Regions from separate parts of the Mus musculus genome. Here region 1 is linked to region 2. A link is a loop called in an ENCODE intact Hi-C map of the cell type or tissue named here. Cell type or tissue: left cerebral cortex. All regions are shown on one strand. Each heading gives the region's core, and the rest is flanking DNA. Links, peaks and the distances in the headings are about the cores only.

The links. A loop is a pair of places that touch in the nucleus more often than their neighbours do. Peaks named below come from ENCODE experiments on the same cell type or tissue, not always from the same donor. Only the 100,000 strongest peaks of a DNase experiment are listed, where the experiment ranks them.
Region 1: a loop joins it to region 2, with 2.6 times the contacts of the local background. A loop is called at or near these places in 1 of 42 quality-filtered maps.

Annotation. Positions count from the first base shown.
Region 1 is chr4:116,213,740-116,223,441 of GRCm38, reverse strand. Pik3r3 (phosphoinositide-3-kinase regulatory subunit 3) reads right to left here and starts at 1,834. Exons shown (of 10, transcript NM_181585.6): 1 at 1,029-1,834. The coding sequence starts at 1,134. In left cerebral cortex, for the core only: no CTCF peak of the experiment used is centred there; DNase peaks (open chromatin) are centred at 565, 1,047, 1,823 and 2,225; H3K4me3 peaks cover 3,075 bases; H3K27ac peaks cover 2,794 bases.
Region 2 is chr4:116,553,914-116,564,159 of GRCm38, reverse strand. Tmem69 (transmembrane protein 69) reads left to right here and starts at 8,217. Exons shown (of 3, transcript NM_177670.4): 1 at 8,217-8,287; 2 at 9,257-9,392. The coding sequence starts at 9,351. Gpbp1l1 (GC-rich promoter binding protein 1-like 1) reads right to left here and starts at 6,502. Exons shown (of 12, transcript NM_029868.3): 1 at 6,332-6,502. In left cerebral cortex, for the core only: a CTCF peak has its summit at 6,462 (motif pointing right); DNase peaks (open chromatin) are centred at 6,558, 7,061, 7,409, 8,198 and 1 more place; H3K4me3 peaks cover 3,904 bases; H3K27ac peaks cover 3,002 bases.

The DNA.
Region 1 (9,702 bases), core at 1-5,000, 340 kb after region 2:
ACCAATTTATCCTCAATTAAAAACAAAGAATCACAAAGGCCCTCTGCTTATTTAAAATCATTACATAAAGCACCATCTATAAATGCAAAGAGGGTTTGAATATCTGACAGCTATAATAACCATAAAATGAGGCACACTTTAAAGAACAAAAAAACTTTGTTTTGTTTTGTTTTCTCCTTCACTGTGAGAAACACAAAATAACTCTAGTGGCCTCAAAGTCCTCAAATAAAAATATATTTATATGTACAATTCACATGTACATATATAGAAACCTATCACAGATATGTATATATCCCATTCACGGGAAAGAGAAAGATTCTTTATTTTTAAGAGTCGAAATTATATCAATTCTACCCCCCAAATTAAGTTAAATCACCATAAATTAATTAACGAGTAGTAAAATACTACATGCAGACCTAAGAAACTATATGCATAGGAGAAAAAAAGCCTCAGACTAAGGCCATGAATGAATAAGAACGCACAATCCCTGAAAATCACTAACCGGCATTTGGTTTCTATGAGAGAAGCACGGAGTCTCAAAATGAATAATCACAAAGGCAACTCAGTTTCTAAAGTTAACCAAGGTAAAATAACAACGAACCATAGCAGATAACTGCACTAAAGTATAAGCTTTAAGGAATCGCCACAAAGGGAAATTCTTCAAGCATGGATTATAATACATCCCTTGCCAGCAGAAATCTTGATTAAAAAAAAAAAAAAAAGTGGAGGGCCGTCAAAACCCTGAATGACATGCAAAGGCCAAACCAAAACGGGTCTTTCCTCCCACTCCAGTCCCCCCGCCCCCACCCCCTCAGGACAATGGGATCAGGGTCCTAACTGCAAACTTTAAAGGTGTAAGCCAGAGCAGTTTTACTGCAGCTATAACTGCAATCTACCCCTCATCCCGAACCTGGCGCACCCAAGAATACTTCTGGCCTGAAAACGTCACCGGGGTTTTGTTAAGCACAAATCAGACCCATCCAAAAATTTTAAAAAATAATAAAAATAACAAGTTTGCTCTCAAATACCTGGAGGATCCATTTCAATATAAAATATCAGTTCTGTCGAATAGGGCATCATCACCTCCCTCCAGTCTGCGTCATCGCGGTCCATACTCCACACCGTATTGTACATCGCGCTGTCAGGGGCAGGTCGTCGGGAAATATATAAAAAGCATATATATCTTTTATCTGATATTTAAAATCTAAATATATATTTGCAAAAGTTCCACACGGAAATGTACTTGGGGGTTTCCAACGGCCAGTACAAGTCCAGCCAAACTACTAGGATGAGGACAAGGTCCTCCTCTTCTCTCCTCCTAAAGCACCCAACAAAATACCCCGAACTTTCAAGCTACGGGGTTTTTACCTCAGAGGGTTACAGGGAAGCTCGGAAAGCAAAGAGCAGTGGTGTTAAAAAGCAGCTTCCCGAAAATCCTTCCTACACAATCGCTCTCCAAAGGGAAAAGCTCCCACCGCCTCCTAATCTTTCAGCGGAAGCCACTTTTGTGTCCTTCGGAGAAGAGAGAATGGAGAGGAAGGGGGAAAAAAGAACGCGTTGGGAGAAAGCTGGGGAAGTGACAAAGGCTTGAAAAGGGGGTTTGCGTTCAAGTTTCGGGGTCCCACTGGTCTGCGGAGAGCGATTCCCTCTGGGATTGGGACTCGGGCTCTATTCGCGTCAGGCTGGGAACCCAAGCTTCCGCAGCTTCGGGATGGCGACCCCTTGGAGAGTCCAGTCAGCTCGACTGTGCCCGAGTAGTAAAGGTAACCACGACAGCGCCGGCTCCCCTCACGCTCTGCCCTGGCTCCAACCACTAGAGTTTCATTTTAACTGCGCTGAGGGGACCTCCTCCCCCGCCCTCCCCCCTTGCCACCCCCGCTGAGGCGCCAACCAACCGGGCAGGACAGGAGGAAGAGCCGGTAGCTCGACTGTCCTTTCCACTCCTTTGCACCTTAACTGCAAAGATTGTCAAGTGCCTAAGAAATGAAGACTGCCACCACCCTCCGCTTCGACTTTTAACTCTCCCCGTCAGCCTGCGAGACTCGACACTTTAATCAGACTTTGCCATTACCCCCTAGCCTCGCTCAGAATGGTACAGTCCGGGCGCTGGCCGCTCGCCAGGAGTCGGAGCCGGGCGCACGCGAGCTCCTCCAAGAGTGGGGGGCGGATGGTGATTGGCTGAGCCCGGTTGCCGGAGCCCGAGCCTGCGTCTTTTGTCTGCCCTGCTCCAGCTGAGGAGCGGAGACGGCTGCGCGCCCCAAGCGAGCCAATCAGGAGATAGCCGGCGCCGGCCGGTAAGGCGGCGATTGGTCGGACCTCAGTTACTAAGCGGGACAAAGGCAGAGGGGAAAAGAAAAGAGGAGGAAGAAGAGGGGGTGTGGAGAAAGAAAGAAGGCGCAAACGGCGGTTACTGACAGGCTGGGCGAGCGCTCGGGGGCTCAAGCTGCCCGGAGACTGGCGGGGCTTCCCGCTGTGGCTCGGTCCTCCCGGACGAGTGACGAGGGGGAGAACGGGCTGGCGCGAGACTCTTCTGCCTGGAGACTAGCTGCGGGGGGAGGGGAGCGGCGGCAGCGGGGCGTGCTGTCACTTGGCGGGGCGCACACTCTTCTGCTCCATTGGAAGTCTCTGGGCAGAGTTCCTCCTCACAAACCTCTTCACCTTGCTGCGTTCGCCCTCCCCTACCCCGGTGTTAAATCATCAGATACAGCAAAGGTCGCCAAGCCCACTTGCAGGACTCTCTGTCCAGACAAGATCCCCATCGTCCCCCACCCCACCCCCCCCACACACACACTCCCTGAGGGTACCTGAACCTTGAATGTTCCTTGGGGAGTCATCCCCCCCCCCCCCCGCTACTCCGCTTCACACTGAAGGACTTTAGAACCCATAGTTACGCTCAAGCAAAGAGTGAGGCATCTCATCGAGCCCTCCAGTTCTAGTACTCAAATCAGAAAATAAAGAAATAAGAATTAAATAGATTTTTTAAATTACAGTGTCTGTGTGTTTTCTGTGGTAAGTCACAGGTGTTGCATTCCCCTACCAAAAAGGCGCTTTTCTGTTTCCCACTTCCTAACACACAGGTCCCTCCTTCCAAGCTTAAAGTTCTGAGACTTGCTTCAGAAAAAATGCTGAACATTTTCATGCATTTCAGAAACAGCTAATTAACTTGCTGGGGAACCCTGAATAGCTAACCTGTGCCTAGAATTGCCATCCTGCCATACAATACAGTCTGAGGAGGCCAAAACGGCTGTTTCCTCTTTACACTGGAGTAACAAAGCCCATTGTGTTTGAGTTGACAACCTGATTTAAGCTTGAGCAAAACCTATCCTCAGTAGCTCTGTGTATTGACTGGCCTCTAGAAGGGTCTCCACTTTTAATCCTCTACCTCCTAAAGGGTTCTGCCTTTCTTGTTTTGTTTTTTTGTTTGTTTGTTTTTGTTTGGTTTTTGTTTTGCTTTGTTTTGTTGAAACAGGATTTCTCTGTGTAGCCCTGGCTATCCTGGAACTCACCCTGTAGACCAGGCTGGCCTCAAACTCAGAAATCCGCCTGTCTCTATCTCCCAAGTGTTGGGATTAAAGACATGCGCCACCACTGCCCAGCTGGGTTCTACCTTTTCTTAAAAGTGCTCTGAGTTAAGCCAGTCACGGTGGCTCATTCCTTTAGACCCAGCACTCTAGAGAGAGAGGCAAGCAGATCTCTTGAGTTCAAAAACTAAGTCTGAGGCCAGCCTAGTCTACAGAGTTAGTTCCAAGGTAGCCAGGTCTACACAAGGAAATCCTATCTGGAAAAAAACAAAAAAGGGGGGGGGGGGGAGGGTGTGTGTGTGTGTGTGTGTGTGTGTGTGTGTGTGTGTGTGTGTGTGTGTGTATGTGGGTGTACTGAGTTGAAACAGGCCCAGGAAACAGTCAAAATCAAAATGTGTACAAACTGGATACAAAGTAAAAGGACAAGAATTCAGAAAATACAGAGAGGGTAAAGCACTAAGGAAACAAATTAGAGAAGCACACTAGAATTCTTTTAGAATCCTGGAGATGCTTTCTTTTGTCTCTTCAGTTGAAATGTATTTCAAAAGCTAAGCAGCTCTGGGGCAGGGCTCATTAATTTTAATCTCCTGAACTGCTCCTTCAGGTAGAAGATGTTAGAAGAACAACTCTAATTTGTGGCTGGCTTCCCAGCAGTCTGTACTTCACCATATCTGAGTGCCAAAAGTATTCACATTAGATAACTCAAAAGGCTGAGCAGTCAGTCAAGGGCAAGTTGGTATACACAGGTGTCCCTCCCTGTGCATTCCCAAAGAAAATGAGACTAAAGAGACAAAAGTGTGGAAAAGATAATAATGGCTTTTCATGTTTCCACAGCAACTTTTGCCTGGACCGAGCTTGACCAGTTAGTGATGGGTTTCCCTTTCTGATACACAGAGTAGTCACCCAGGCCTTACCAATATCTAGGGTTTATCAGGACAGGGTGAAAAGGTAACACAGCAGAAGTCTAATGATCAAGGTTGATCCACGGCATTCAAGCAATTGTGCTGGATAGAGAAAGGAACTTCAATTAAAAAAAAAATGTCTTTAAGCCACCCCAGTGGTGGTCATACCTTTAATCCCAGTACTCAAGAGGCAGAGGCAGGTAGATCTCTGAGTTGGAGGGCAGCCTGGTGTATACAAAGTGAGTTCCAGGACAGCTAGAACCACACGGAGAAACATTAGCTCAGAAAAACAAAACAAAACAATAACAACCACAAACATTTTCATAAGATAGGCCTGTAGGCAAGCCTGTAGGGAATCCTATTCATTTGTGGTGGATGTAAAAGGGCCCGGCCCATTGTTGGTGATGCCATCTCTGGATTGGTGATCCTGGTTCTATAAGAGAGCAGGCTAAGCAAGCCAGGGGGAGCAAGCCAATAATCAGCACGTCTCCATGGCTTCTGCTTCAGTCCTTGCCTACAGGTTCCTATCCTGCTTGAATTCTTCCCCTCACTGCTTTTGATGATGAACCGTTCTAAGGAACTGTGAGGAAAAGAAACCCTTTCCTCCACAAGTTGCTTTTGATACTGATGGTTCATCACAGCAATAGTAACCCTAAGACTGCAATAATTCAATCTTACCACCAAAAAGTGAATGATCCAAATCTCCAATTTAAATAGACCTTTACATAGGAGATTTCCAAGGGATGAGTGGCACAAGAAGCTATGATGATGTCCAGAAAGAAAACATTCCCTTTAAGATGGGCTTCAGTCAGCGTCCTACCATGGTGGGAAGTGCCTATCACAGGATGTTGGCTTTTCTTTCAGTTAAGAAACAGAATCAGTCCCAGCACTTGGGAGGCAGAGGCAGGCAGATTTCTGAGTTTGAGGCCAGCCTGGTCTACAAAGTGAGTTCCAGGACAGCCAGGGCTATACAGAGAAACCCTGTCTCGAAAAACCAAAAAAAGAAAAGAAAAGAAAAGAAAAGAAAAGGAAAGAAAAGAAAAAGAAAAAAAAAGAAAGAAACAGAATCAAGGTTCTGATTCATGGCATTTAACTGCCTTTGGCTCTTTGGCAAAGGTTAAAAAAAAATGTTAGCTCTGGTGTTCTGGACCACTTCCATACTGCAGGATTATATTTGGCCTGACTGTGGATTAAATTCAGCTTTCAGAGCTCAAACTTCTGGGTCACAACCTGCTGCTTTGGGAGGTGCTTTCTTCTTCCTTCTCCTCCTCCTCCTCCTCTTCCTCCTCCTCCTCCTCTTCTTCTTCTTCTTCTTCTCTTCTTCTTCTTCTTCTCCTTCTCCTCCTCCTCCTCCTCTTCTTCTTCTTCCTCTTCTTCCTCTTCTTCTTCCTCCTCCTCTTCTTCCTCCCCTCCTTCTTTTGACTCTTTCTTTACTTTAAATTAACCTTAGGTAAATCACAAACTCTATCTGCCTTCATTTATATATTTGAGCTTGGAGATTGCTTTTGGATTTATGCAAGCTACTTAATTTATTTTGAAGCTCTAAGAATAAAAAACAATGCCACTTAATAGTTAGAATAGTACCTTTCTGAATTCCAAATAGATAGGATGCACTTCCTACTTAAAACCCTGGTATTGCTTTATTACAAAGCTGTTCAAATATGCTCCATTCTCCCCTTCCCTATATTTCAGAAATGGATGAGACTTTTCTTCTGTGTTCTGAATATAGTGGATGATCTCAGAGTTCTCTGTGCCAGCAGACTCTGCCTGGAACTCAGCCAAAAGTTCTTCATGATTAAAGGTACCATCTGAACACAAATTTTTTTTTAAAGCTTGGCAAAATGGAAACGTACCTTTTCCCTTGAGGTCGTTAGCTTTGACATCAGGACTAACTTTAGCCTTTCAGGAAGAATTCCACTGGCCTCAATCTCTTCTCCCCCCAACCCCCATCACCTTCCCTGACCACTTATCTCCTGAGACCTAGCCCATGCAGCTAAAGAAATTCACTTAATAAATGGAAACTAAACAGAGCACTAAAAATTATCAGTTGCAGCTTCTAGGGCCTCCCTAATCCACGTGCTTTTGGGTGGAAAAGTTTCCCTTAGATTGCAAAAAAGAGCAGTGTTAGTAGATCTTCTAGAAAGTCATTTCACCTGGGGATTGATAGACATCTCTTGAGATAGCTGTGCCTAACATTCTGAATAGCATCGCTCTTACATGGCATTTGCCTTTTTTTTTTTTAACATCCCCTCATCTTTTTTTTTTTAACATTTGACTATTCATAATAGAGTTAATCATATCAGCCTAAGGCCCTGAGAATTATGACAGTAGATGAATGAGTGGGCTTTAAAGAAGTGGCATTTGTCCAAACGTTGATGAAGTCCTGGGCTTAAGGGGCTTAGGCCCATCACACATGATGGAAATCTGCTCTGCCACACTCTCCCACCTTGGATTCTCCTTCAGCTTTCAGGGATATGAAAGTACATCTCTCTGTAGCCTGACATGTTCCTCTCTTTTAATATCTGCCCTTCCCGCAGCACAAAGGCCACCTGGATGATATGTATGCCATTTCTACAAATGTCCCCTCCAACAAGGCAACAGATTTCAGCTTGGCTCTCACCAGGAGACAGAGCAAATGAGATCCAAATGACAGGAACAATAGTCCAGGCTGTTTTGCTAGGGCAGGGCACAAACAGGGCAAGCAGCTGGTGAGCTCTGTTACCTCATGTAGTCTCCATAACCCTGGGGAAGAGGATTGTATTTTTAGTCTCATTTTACAGATGAGAAATTGAGACCCAAAGCAGTGAAGGAACTTGTTCAAAGTCATGCAGTCACTTAGTAACAGAGCTGACACTAGAGGCCAGGGTCTCCACCACAGGTCCATTCCCTTTCTGTGACATTATAGTTTCACCTCTTTTTTTTTTTTTTTTAGTGTATGAGTGCTCTATCTGCATGTACACCTTCATGTCAGAAGAGGGCATCAGATCCCAGTATAGATGGTTGTGAGCCACCATGTGGTTGCTAGGAATTGAACTCAGGACCCTTAACTGGTGAGCCAGTCTCTCCAGCCCCTCGCCTCTTTATGTTTCCACAAATGTTTTTACCTAGGTAAGAAAGAATCTTTAACAGTGAGTTCTCTAGACTCATAGAGGAGGGCCGGCAAAGGAACAAATAATGGCAGGCATGGGAAGGGAAGCTGACAGGAAGCTGTGGGAGCCAGGAAAAAGGATGGTCTAGACGCACGTGCAGGTAAGTCGCAGCTTCTCAGGAGCTGGGATTCCTTGAACTTTTTACCTGTGGTCTCTTTATTTCTAATTCTCCAATACATACAGTTGCCTTCAAGCCTGAAAAAGTTTCACCGAGGGGCTAGAAAATGGCTCAGCAGTCAAGAGTGCGGGCTACTCTCCCAGAGATTCCCACCATCCTTGTGGTGGTCCGCTATTGTACCTCCAGTTATAGGGGATCTGATGCCCTTTTCTGGCTTCGATTGACACATATAGTGCACAGGCATACATACTGGCAAAGTATTCATACACATAAAATAAAATAATTAAAACATATATCTTAAGCCAGAGTGGTGGTGCGAGCCTTTAGTCACAGTCACTCAGAAGGCTGAGCAGGAGGAGGCAGATCTCTGAGTTTTAGCAGAGTCTGGTCTGCATAGCAAGTTCCAGCAGCCAAATAAATGTATATACATGTACATATTTTATTACATATATGTAAGGCTGGAGAGATGGCTCAGTGGTGAAGAGCACTGACTGCTCTTCCAGAGGTCCTGAGTTCAATTCCCAGCAACCACATGGTGGCTCACAACCATCTGTAATGGAATCGGATGCCCTCTTCTGGTGTGTCTGAAAACAGCGACAGTGTACTCATATACATAAAATAAATAAATCTTTAAAGAAAAGAAAAGAATATTAAAGAAAAGAAAAGAAAAGAAAAAGCTGGCCCAAATTGCAGCTTGCCAATTGTGTTTGTTTTGTCTATTTTATTTACACAGGGTAGGTTCTCTTGTAGCCCAGTTGATTTTCAGATGACATACAATCTAAAACCAGGACATAAGTCAGGTATAGAATTATAAGTCTTTTAAGTTGGATAGATGGCAGAGTGCTTTATTTAATTGACAAAATTGATAGACTGGGTGTTAAGTGTATCTTATACTTTATAAATTGTAGAATGGAAAAAGAGCCTTTTAATTGGACAAAAATGGAAAAATGTTGTGGAAATTGGCCTGGTACTATTTGTATTTTGATGCTAATTCTACTTCTCCCAAGAGGGACTGCCTGAGACTTATCACTTACTCAGGTGACTTCATGTGAACATTCTCCCCATTTTAACTTGTAAAATAAAGGCTAGAGCCCATGATTGGGCCTTGGAAAGGAAGGTGGAGCTGAAAATTTTTAAGGAGAAGGGAAGAGGGAGGAGAGAGAGAGGAAGACAGAAGAGGAGGAGGTGGAAAGAAAATGGAGAAACCGCAAGTTATAAGGGATCTCCTAGCTGGGGGATAGAGTAGGGTAGTGGTGGACCTGCCCAATCTAGGCTCGCAGCTTGTATTCATATTAATTGAGTTGTGTTTTCATTGCACGGGCTTATTTGGGTTGGAGATTTACCACAACAGCTTCCAATTCACTATACAGTCAAGTATGAGCTTGAACCTCTGATTTTCCAGCCTTACACCCTCAGTCCTGGTATGACAGGTGTGTGCCACTGTAACTGGTTGTGTGTAGTGCTGGGGACTAAACCCAAGGCCTCATACAGATGAGGCAAATGCCCTACAGGTCAAGCTCTGTCCGCAGTCCCCAGAATCCTCCAATTTCTTGAATCACATTTGATTGTTTGTTTGTTTGTTTGTTTTTCAAGACAGGGTTTCTCAGTGTAGCCTTGGCTGTCCTGGAACTCACTTTGTGGACCAGGCTGACTCAGAAATCCTCCTGCCTCTGCCTCTGGAGTGCTGGGATTAAAGGTGTGTGCCACCACACCTGGCTTGAATCACATTTGAACAGCTTCCTAATCTCCTTGCCTTCTTTGGTCCAAACACCACACTATAGCAAAGTATTTATAAGTATCAGAACAGTAAAAATTTATCCTCCATGTGACACACTACAGTATAAAATGGCAAACTCCTTTCTCTGCCATTCTTAAAGACTGCTCACATCAGCCCCTCTGAACAGCCTTGGGCTATATGTTAACGCCTGTGCTGTTAGAAATAGCTCTTCAACGTTCCTTAAAATTCTCTGGGGTTAGAGAAATGGCTCTGCAGTTGAGAGCACTGGTCACTT
Region 2 (10,246 bases), core at 3,741-8,740:
TATAGGTACCAAGAAAGTAAGTGAAAATTTAAACTTTTAAGTATAAATAAGGGTTTTCAAGTCAAATGTAAAGTACAGCCAATCTTAAACCTTATGTTCAATATTTTTTTCAGTCCAGGGATTTGGCCTTTAGTCTTAATAACAAAGCTGGTTGTTCACAGAAAATGAAGATAAACATAATGAGGATTTTAAAATCAATTTCTTTAAGAAAGACTATCAGGCTAATGGTGTGTAACTCATTGGTAGTATGTCATGTGCAAAGACCTGGGCCAGATCCCCATAACCAGCACCAAGTTCCATCATCCCACCTTCCCTCAAAAAGGAAACTATAGCTATGCTGGTATCCTATATTTTTATACTTCAGCTGGCAAACTGTAAAGTCTTTTCTTGTTTTGGAAATAATGCTTTGTGGTCTACCAGATACTCCCAGCCACCAGTACATGAAACCTGTGCTAACAGTACTACCTCCAGTGCCTGTTTTGCTGAAAAATTTGTTTGCCAAACAAACCAGTTATGGGCTGATGATTGCTTTGGTAGAGGAATATAAAGTAATAGTTGCCTTTCTATAACTTTTAGTGTATTTGAAATCACCTATAAAATTCAATCCATATTAGGTAATGAATGAACCTTACAATTAAAGTATACCCATAGACAGAAGAAGTTCAGCTTCTCTTATAAAACCATTTTTTAGTATTTTGACTTCCGGTAGTTTTGTTTGAGGCAGAGTGCAATAGCAAACAGAAATCATTGGGTTTAAAAGTCATTTGAAGTGTTAGATCTTCAGCATAAACAAAAACAAGCTAATTTCTAGACCACACCAATACAACGACTTACAAAGTAAATATTATCTTACCTGGAATACCAAGATCCTCCCACAACACAAATGCAAATGTGCCTTTTCTATTTGAAAGAACGAAAGAAAGACTGACAGATAGACCTGTGTGTGCTCCTATGAATGCAGGTGAACTTGTGCCACTCACTGCACGTTGGAGGCATCTCCAATGTCAGCCCATGTCTTCTCCCCTGTCTGAGACAGGGTCTGATTTGCTGCTGCATATGCCAGGTTAGTTCCATGTGTTTCCAGATTCTCCTGTCTCTGCTTGCACAGGATTTCTACAGATAGAAATCTAAATCCTGCCGGGTGGTGGCGGCGCACCCCTTTAATCCCAGCACTTGGAGGCAGAGGCAGGAGGATTTCTGAGTTCAAGGGCTATACAGAGAAACCCTGTCTCAAAAAACAAAACAAAACAAAAAAAAAAAAAACAAAAAACAAAAAAAACCAAACCAACAACAACAACAACAAAAAAACCAACAACAACAAAAAAGAAATGTTAAGTCCTCATGCGTAGGAGGCAAGTACTTTATGCCCCAGCATCTCCCTGACTCAAATTTGCCTTTCTTTTCTTTTTTATCACACAGCATGAGTGTGCAGGTCAAAGGACAATATAATGGAGTTAGTCTCTCCTAACCTCCATGTGGATCTCAGGGATCAAACTCAGACCCTCTCAGGCTTGGCAGCAAATAACTCTACCCAACTAAGCGCTATTGTCTGCCCTAAATTTTGCCTTTTCTATAAACAAGTTTTGTTAGGATACCTTAAAATGGCTCATGCCCCCTAATGTTACAACAGTTTAACTTTCATGTTTAAAAGCAACCAGGACTAGGGGTGGGGTGAGAAAGTTCAACCTCCATCACTGAAAAACTAAACAAACAAACAAAAAAAATCAACTAAGGTCGATGTGGCACAGGCCTTTAACTTAAGCACTAGGGAGACAGAAGCAGGCAGATCTCTACTGAGTTTGACGCAACTATATCTACACAGCAAATTCCAAGCCAATCATGGCTACAGAGTGAAACCAGGTCTCAAAACAAAACACAACAGAACAAATGCCCTCAACCAACCACACAAGAGCAAAGACACATATAGTACTTCAGTAGTAAACACCGTGACAGCTTACTTAGGTTTGTCTACTAGTCAAGTGCATCTCATCTTCATGTTTCACAACACAAAGTAAGGAAAAAAACATCTGCTTAGCAAAGCATGACGTCACACACACCCAATCATAGCTACCTGAAAGGAGGCAAAGCAGGAGGTTCACAGTTCAAGGCCTGCCATGACAACTTAGTGAGACATGGTCTTAAATAACAACAATAAAGATAAAATTAAGTGTAAGAGGGTTGGCTTACCAGCCATGAGGTGTTCAGTTCAATCAATTCCCAGTACCAGGAAGGTAAAAAACAACCCCACAATATGGACTCACAACCATTATTAATTAAGGTAATAAATACAAAGTACTTTGAGCCAGACATGGGACACACAGCTTTGACCCCCAGCCCCTGGGAGGCAGCAGCAAGCAAACTTCTGAATTTGAGGCCAGCCTGGTCTACACAGTGAGTTCCAGGGTAGACATAGCTAGTCTCCAGGGTAGAAGGGGGGAAAAGCAGTTTGGACAAATGGAGAATCTCTTATAAACATCACCTGTCAATAAAAAAGCTGATGGCCAATAAGCTGAGGCAGGAAACAGGAGGTGGGATGTTGTAAGAAGAGAAGATTCTGGGAAATAATGAGATAAAAGACTGGAAAAACAGAGGAGACCAGCATAACCAGAAGGTTAGATGAACTTGGAGAGACTCTGAGGGAAGAAGGCTGAGACTGAAAGAGAGGTAACTAACCACATGGGAGACAGAATAGTTTAAATGGTTAAATAAGTTACAAGCTAGAAAGGAAATGAGCCAAAGCTTATGGCCTAGGCATTTATTAATAAATATTTATAGTCTCATAGTCTGCCTTCTGTGAGCAGGACTGAAAAAAGAAAAGCTGATATAGTTTACAGTCTTTTCTGGCACATTAGTCTTAAACTATAAGATTAAGATTTGCTGTCTTCTGAAAGAAGATTGAGAACTGTTTAAATGAGTATTTTTAAAAACCTCTATTATAGGGCTGGAGAGATGGTTCAGCAGTTAAGAGCACCGACTGCTCTTTAAGAAATCTTGAGTTCAATTTCCAGCAACCATACGTAATGGGATCCAATGCCCTTTTCTGGTGTGTTTGAAGAGAGCAACAGTGTACTTACTTACTTACACACACACACACACACACACACACACACACACAGAGAGAGAGAGAGAGAGAGAGAGAGAGAGAGAGAGAGAGAGAGAGAGAGAGAAAGAATGGGGCAGTGGCAGTAGACACCTTTGATCCCAGCAACCGGGAAGCAGAGGCAGGTAGATCTCTGAGTTCATGCCAGCAGTTTACAAAGTTTGAGGACAGTCAGGGCTAGCTTGAGAAACCATAAATCAATCATATGGGCTGGAGATCTGGATCAGTGGTTAAGACCAATTGCTCTTTCAGAGAACCAGAGTTTAATTCCAAGAACCCAAGCTAACAATTGTCTGTAACTCCAGTCCCAGGGATCCAAGGCCCAACACAGACCTCCGAGGGTGCCAGACAAACGTGACACTCATACACACCGGCAAAATATTCATGCATGTTAATAACAGAATTAATTCATACTTTAGAAAATAAATTATAGGCTGGTGGTATATAGTTTAGTGACAGTATGTTTTGTAGCATACACTAGACTGGGTTTAATCGCCTACACTGAAAATAAAAAGTAGCCAGATACAGCGGAGAATGCCTTTAATTTCAGCATAGGACAGGCAGAAGAAGCAGGTAGATCTCTGTGAGTTCTGGATCAGCATGAATCTACACCAGTGGCTCTTAACCTGTGGGCTTAAGGGGGTCACATAACAGATGTTTACATTATAATCCCTAAAAGCAGAAAAACTAAAGTTATGAAGTAGAAACAAAATAATTTTATGGTGGGAATTCCTCACCACAACATGGGAAATTATATTAAAAGGGGCTCAGCATTAGAAGGCTGAGAACCACTGTCCTACATAGTAGTACTCTGTCTCAACAAATTTGTGTGTCTCTATGTATACAGAAACACACACAAGTACACTCACAGATTTCTTATCATGTACAAATTATTAAAATGGTTGGAGGAAGAAAAAAAAAAAAAAAGCCTGACAGGGTGGTATACTCCTTTAGATAATTCTAGCATTTGAAGGCAGATGGAACCCAGTTCCAGGCCAGCCTGATCTATAGAGTGAGCTCCAGGTCAGCCAAGGCTACACAGAAAAAAACTCCAAAAAAACTCCAAAAAAAAAAAAAAAAACCAACAACAAACAAACAAAAAAGAATTCTGTTACTTCAAAATAAAGGCTTCCCATTCCGTCTCCCAACTTCACGAATTCTTAAAGCACACTGTCCACAATAAACTGAAAGGTTAGACTAACAAATAAATGCAAGCCATTTTAGAACACTCAGAAGAAAGGTAAAAAAGGTGAATTTAGTACTGTAAAATAATGTCAAGACAGAAAGCAATTCTAATTTTCAAAAAGAACTTTAAATGATTTTCTTCCAAGACCAACAAAATAAATAAGTAAATAAATATTTCCTGGGCTTTTGAAGAGATGGTTTAGCAGTTAAGAGCACTTGTTGCTCTTCCAGAGTACCCAGGTTTGACTCCCAACACTCACATGACACCACCTCACAACTGTCTTTAACCCCAGTTCCAGGGGATCCATTATCTTCTGACCTCAATGGGACCTATATGTACGTTTACACAGGAATACATACAGGCACACTACCCATATACATAAGAAAAAAATTCCTAGAACAAAAATTTTACCGTCTAAATGAATATATAAATGTAATTGAAACCAACTCTATGAAAGGTGGCAGTTTATCCTGGGAATGGATCGTCAAAGATCCACAATTTGCACTCTATCTTATCTTTTAAATAGACAGAAATTTCACTCAATCACACCTTTCCAAAAATTAAAATTTGCTATTGTTTTTTTGCACTTCTGGCAGGGTCTTTTTGTTTTGTTTTGTTTTGTAAGCGAAGCTTGCCTTTAGTTAAAAAAAAAAAGTGGGAGAGAAGGACCTAGCATTACACTTCAGAATATATTTTCACTTGCAAAATTGTTTCTTTATTTTGTAAATGCCCAAATTTCTTGGGTTCTGAGGTGAAAACTACCATAAAAAACATGAGACCTCATGAGTGGAGCAGAAGTGATAAAAGCGCTCTAATCCCAGGACTCAGGGTCTGAGTTCAAGCCCAGCAAGGACTGCAGAGTGAGTTCTAGAATAGGCAGGGCTACACTGACAAACCCATTTTGAAAACAAAAAACATTCGACCACCAACAAACTACAAATCTGTCTACTGGCGTCTAATACTCTTTAGTTTTTGATGAGATTTACAAAAAAAGTGGCTTTATTACTAAACAAAAACCATGAACCACCACTAACTTCTGGTTTTCCGGGTAAGAGTTATCAAAGTTAAACTATTCAACACATTATACATGCCAACCTCAGAGTACAAAAGTGGCAGACAAAACTGATACCACAGCACAATTTCAGAACTATTCACAACTACCAAAAACAAAAAACCGCACCCATTCTTATGTAAACTTTTGCAGTAAACTTCCTGAGCCTCACCTTCGCTTACACCTACCCTCTTCAAAGGTACCAATTGTCAAAAACTCCTAAGAGAAAACGTCCCATAGGGGAAAAAACGACTGAAATGTTATTATATTTAAGCATTTAAACAGGGTTCTTCCTCAGGCTACAGCCATTTTAGATTCAGTATCTTTTGAATTTTATGGGTTGGGAAGATTTAGCATGGAATAAAAACGACTAGTTAAGCCACTTCAACTAATCAAACTTCCACTCCAATGGGACGGAGTTTGGTAGATAACCAGTAAGACAATCTGAAGTTGAAAAGGTCTCCCTACCCCAGAGAACCGCGACTCCGGGCGTGGAAGTTCCCTTTCGCCCAGATAGTCCACATTTGACTTACACGACTTTTTCCTCGTTAAGTTTCTCTTAACTGGAAAACAGAAGCCTTCGGCTCTTATTTTAAAGAAAGGTAAAATAATAATAATAATAATAGTAATGATAATAATGATAATAAAACCCAAGTAAACCAAATCACTCAACCACTATCAAGCCGGAACTCCTGGAGAGGAGCCGGAGCCGCAGGTGAGCGTTTCCGACCGGGAACTGAAGTTGAAGTCGGAGAGCTCTGGAACCGCCGCGGCGACGCTAGTGTGCAAGACTCCTCCCGTTGGCGGGGGGGAGGGGGACGTTCCAACTCGGCGACTCCCAGGTCCCTCGTCCACCCCGGCGGACCCACACCCAACCACCTGTGCAAGACCTTCTTCTAACTAGTTTTCCTAGACGGCCAGTTAGGTGCCGGCGGAGCCCGTGCCGGGACCACTCCAGGTCTCCTTCTGCTCGGTGTCCAGGACCCATACTCACCCGGCAGCGGCGGGGCTACGGTCAAGGACGACTCGCGGCGTCTGAGGACGCGTCCTCAGCTTCTCCGACCAGCAGAGGTGACTAGCCCACAACCATAACAAAGCTCTTCCCAAAATGGCTGCCCGGCCCACAAGGCCCAGGAGGGGGCAGAGCGGGTGGAGGAGGAGCGACGGCCGGCTGGGCCCTCCCTCTGCCGCTTCGGCCCGCCTCCTTCACGCCCACTAGCACCGGCGCACGCGCAGGCGTGAGCTCCAGCTTTCGTGACCCCGCCCGGGCGCCCGCGGCTCGCTCTGGAAACGTTGGGCTGCTCCTGCAGCGGTTACTTCCCGCCCCGCCCCCGGCGCCCTTCGGCGCGACGCCGGTCGGTCCACTCTCCCTTCCGCAAAGCCTTCGCCTCTCCTTGTGCCGCTCTTGGGGCGAGGACCAGCCGAATTCAGCACGCCCCTTTAAAGCTCCCAGCCGGGTCCTCCGGCCTGGGAGCACGTGAATATGGGAGGATATATTTGTACCAGTTCTTCCCCCACCCATTCTTTCTTCACCTTCTCACACCTCGATTGTGAACCAGATGCTTCGCCAACTACTAGAATTGTCAAACAAGTAGCGGAAGAGTGTGTTTTCCGAGCCCTGTACACCTTTGCCCCTCCATTCACAGGCGCGCGCCGTGGAAACTACAGTCCTAGGCAAGCCATAGACACACACATACTCCCGCCCCTCCGGACTAGAGCATGCGCGGCGGTGTGGGCGCACTACCTGCCGGGAGTTGTAGTTCATGGGCATTGCAGGCGTCACGGAGCCGCCAGAATGGAGGGTTGAAATCTGCTCCAGCCCAGTCTTTGCTAATAAACCCCCAAAAGAGTCTATAAGCACTCTCTTGGCTATTGCACGACAGGAAGGGACCGTACAACCTTGCCAGAGAAGGTAATAAAACTGGCGGACAGCGTCTCACTAAAAACGAATGTTTCAGGAAGTTAGTTTTACTGCTTAGAATGGAGGAAGTAGTCAAAAAGGAGTCCCTACGTAAATGAACTCTCCTTTTTGTCTTCAGCTTTTTACACAAGGAGCCAAGAACGCTCGAAGTACTTGGTAGCTGTTCCTTTTGGTCGACAGATGGCAGGTTGGGGGTGGGAGAGGAGACTTAGAATAAATCACACAGAGGATAAATTCAACAATGTTACTTCCTGGATGACCTTCAAGCTCAATGCCCCTAACGCCACACTTTGATTCATAGAATTCTGAATGTTGGGCCCCAGTCTTCTGTATTCCTCAATGTAATTTCTAGGTAATAGAGAATAAGGTAAAAACAAAATCAACACCTCTTTCTCGCCCAGTGGTAGTAATAAAGGACTCAAATGCGGAGGAAGATGTGTCCAGTCGACTCAACAACGTTGTTTTGCAAGTTAAGCGTTCCAGGCAATCCTGCCTTTAAAAAAATAAAATAATTCCGTAGGCCAAATCAGCCAACTCCAAGTCTCCTCCTAGCTTCTTCCACTACTGTTACTGGGGGTTATTTCAGAAATTGTACTCTACTTCCTGAATATGTGTGTGTGTGTGTTAAACTGGTTAGAGATCCCATAACAGAGACTTGTAAGGTATCTGAAAGCTGACTTCAATTAGAATATTTTAGACTAGCCCTCAGCTCTGTGGTTAAAGGCACTTACTGCTCTTACAGAGAACCTCAGATCAGCTCCCAGCACCTATACTGTGGGGAATCCAAGCCTCTCGCCTGAGTGGGCACATGCATGAACATCCACATTAAAAATAATGTAAAATAACTGAGGGAGGGAAGCATTCAAAAACGGAAAGAGAAGAGTCGGAACTTGCTACCGTTAATTCCCATCCGGACCCATTTTCCTGCACTCAGGAAGTGGGGGGGCTGTGTGATTCCAGTTGCCGGAAGTGTTGTTTCGGTGTTTCTGGTTGAATTTGTTCAACTTTTGCGCCGTGTGATGGTGGCAAGTACGTTTCAGGGTTGTCAAGGGTACACTTTGGGAAGGAGGTGGTGGTGGGGTCACTAAGGATTGGTATTGGTATATAGATGTATAGTTACCCCACGCGTCTTAAGGACCTTTTGTGTCTAAATTCCGCTCGTGTCGCTAAAATGTCAGCTAGGAGCTTCCAGTTTGTGGTAGTTGCGTTGGCGAAATGAAAACATTTGGTCATTTTTTTTTTTCGTGGAATGAGCGAGTTGGCCACGGCTTTTAGTTTTTTAATCTCCACATCAGCTTCTGTCTCAGGGCTTCAGCCTGATTATAATCCTCCAAAATTAGAAAACACGTGCTCCACTGGTTACTGAATTCCAAAAGGTGGAGAATATATGGAAAACATTTAATTACATTGCTTGATTCACAACAAAGCGATATTTGTGGCTGCTCTCATTTATAGTGTAAAAATTCCACAGCCCCGAGTACACAATAACTAAAGAGAATATATGATTATTGGGAACAAAAGGTATAACTGTCAGTTTTAAAGATGAGGCACTGGTGCCTAAGAAGTGGTAGAGATGTTTGCTAAATCCAAATGTTCAGTTTCACATTGCTCTTTTTATTAAACCAAACAGCCAAAACTAAAATTATTCTTCAGAAAACAAAAACAGCACAAAACGTATTTCCTTAATATGTGACACTTTGGCAAATAAATACATAAATAAATCAAAATAAATTATGTTTCATCGAAGAGATTTTCTTGACTTTTTGTTGTTGTTGTTGTTGTTTTGGGTTTTTTTTGAGACAGGGTTTCTCTGTATAACCCTGGCTGTCCTGGAACTCACTCTGTAGACCAGGCTGGCCTTGAACTCAGAGATCCGCCTGCCTCTGCCTCCCAATGCTAAGTGCTGGGATTAAAGGCGTGCACTACCACTGCCCAGCAACGACTTCTTATAAATGTATAAAATGTATACAATTAAGCGATATCTTGTTTTATGTATAGGGCGTTGCTTCAAATTCAGCCATCCCCCTCAACTATAAAAATATATGAATCGGAATTGCATTTTCCCTGGACAAAACCCTGAGCAGAAACCAGAATGCTACACTTCATCCAGAAAGTTTCTGGAGCATCTTCAAAGGTTAGTTGAGCACTATTTGTCAATAACTGTTTGGCTATGGCAGATATAGAAATATGTATTCAAGTGAGGAAGGAAAACAATGGGCAAATTATAAATAAGTAAAATATTTACTATGTCAAATAATAACTGCTATGGAGTACTATACATCAGGGAAAGAGAATAGGGAATATCAAGAATAGAGAGAAGCCGGGCATGGTGGCACATGCCTTTAACCCCAGCATTCGGGAGGCAGGCGGATTTCTGAGTTCGAGGCCAGCCTGGTCTACAAAGTGAGTTCCAGGAGAGCCAGAGCTACACAGAGAAACCCTGTCTCGAAAAACCAATAAATAAGCTACAGAGAAACCCTGTCTCGAAAAACCAATAAATAAATAAATAAAATAAAAAAATAGAGAGGACCAGGGCTCTAGTTTGACCCCAGCACCCATGTTGGGTGGCTCACAACCACTGCTAATTCATCATTAAAGGACTTGAAGCTTCCACTGAGGGTACCCACACACATGAAAATAAGAATAAATCCTACCAGAAAATAATAGACAGGATTATATAACATAAATAGGAGGTTAGAAAAGAAGAATGGCCATGTAGGCAGCTGAAGGAAAAGCATTCTTACTGAAGACAAAAGGAGTAAAGACCAGCAGGAGCTCAGTCCCTGCATGCTTCTCGGGGCTCACCATGACTGGTAAGTAGTGCTCCTTTTAATTTCAAAGTGATATTTTTTAAAGAGCTTTTTTTTAAAAATGTGTATGGGTGTTTTGCCTACATGTATATCTGTGTTCCACCTGTATGTGATGTGTGTGGAAGCTAGGAGAAGGTGTAAGATCTCCTTGGAACTGGAATTACAATTGGTTGTAAGC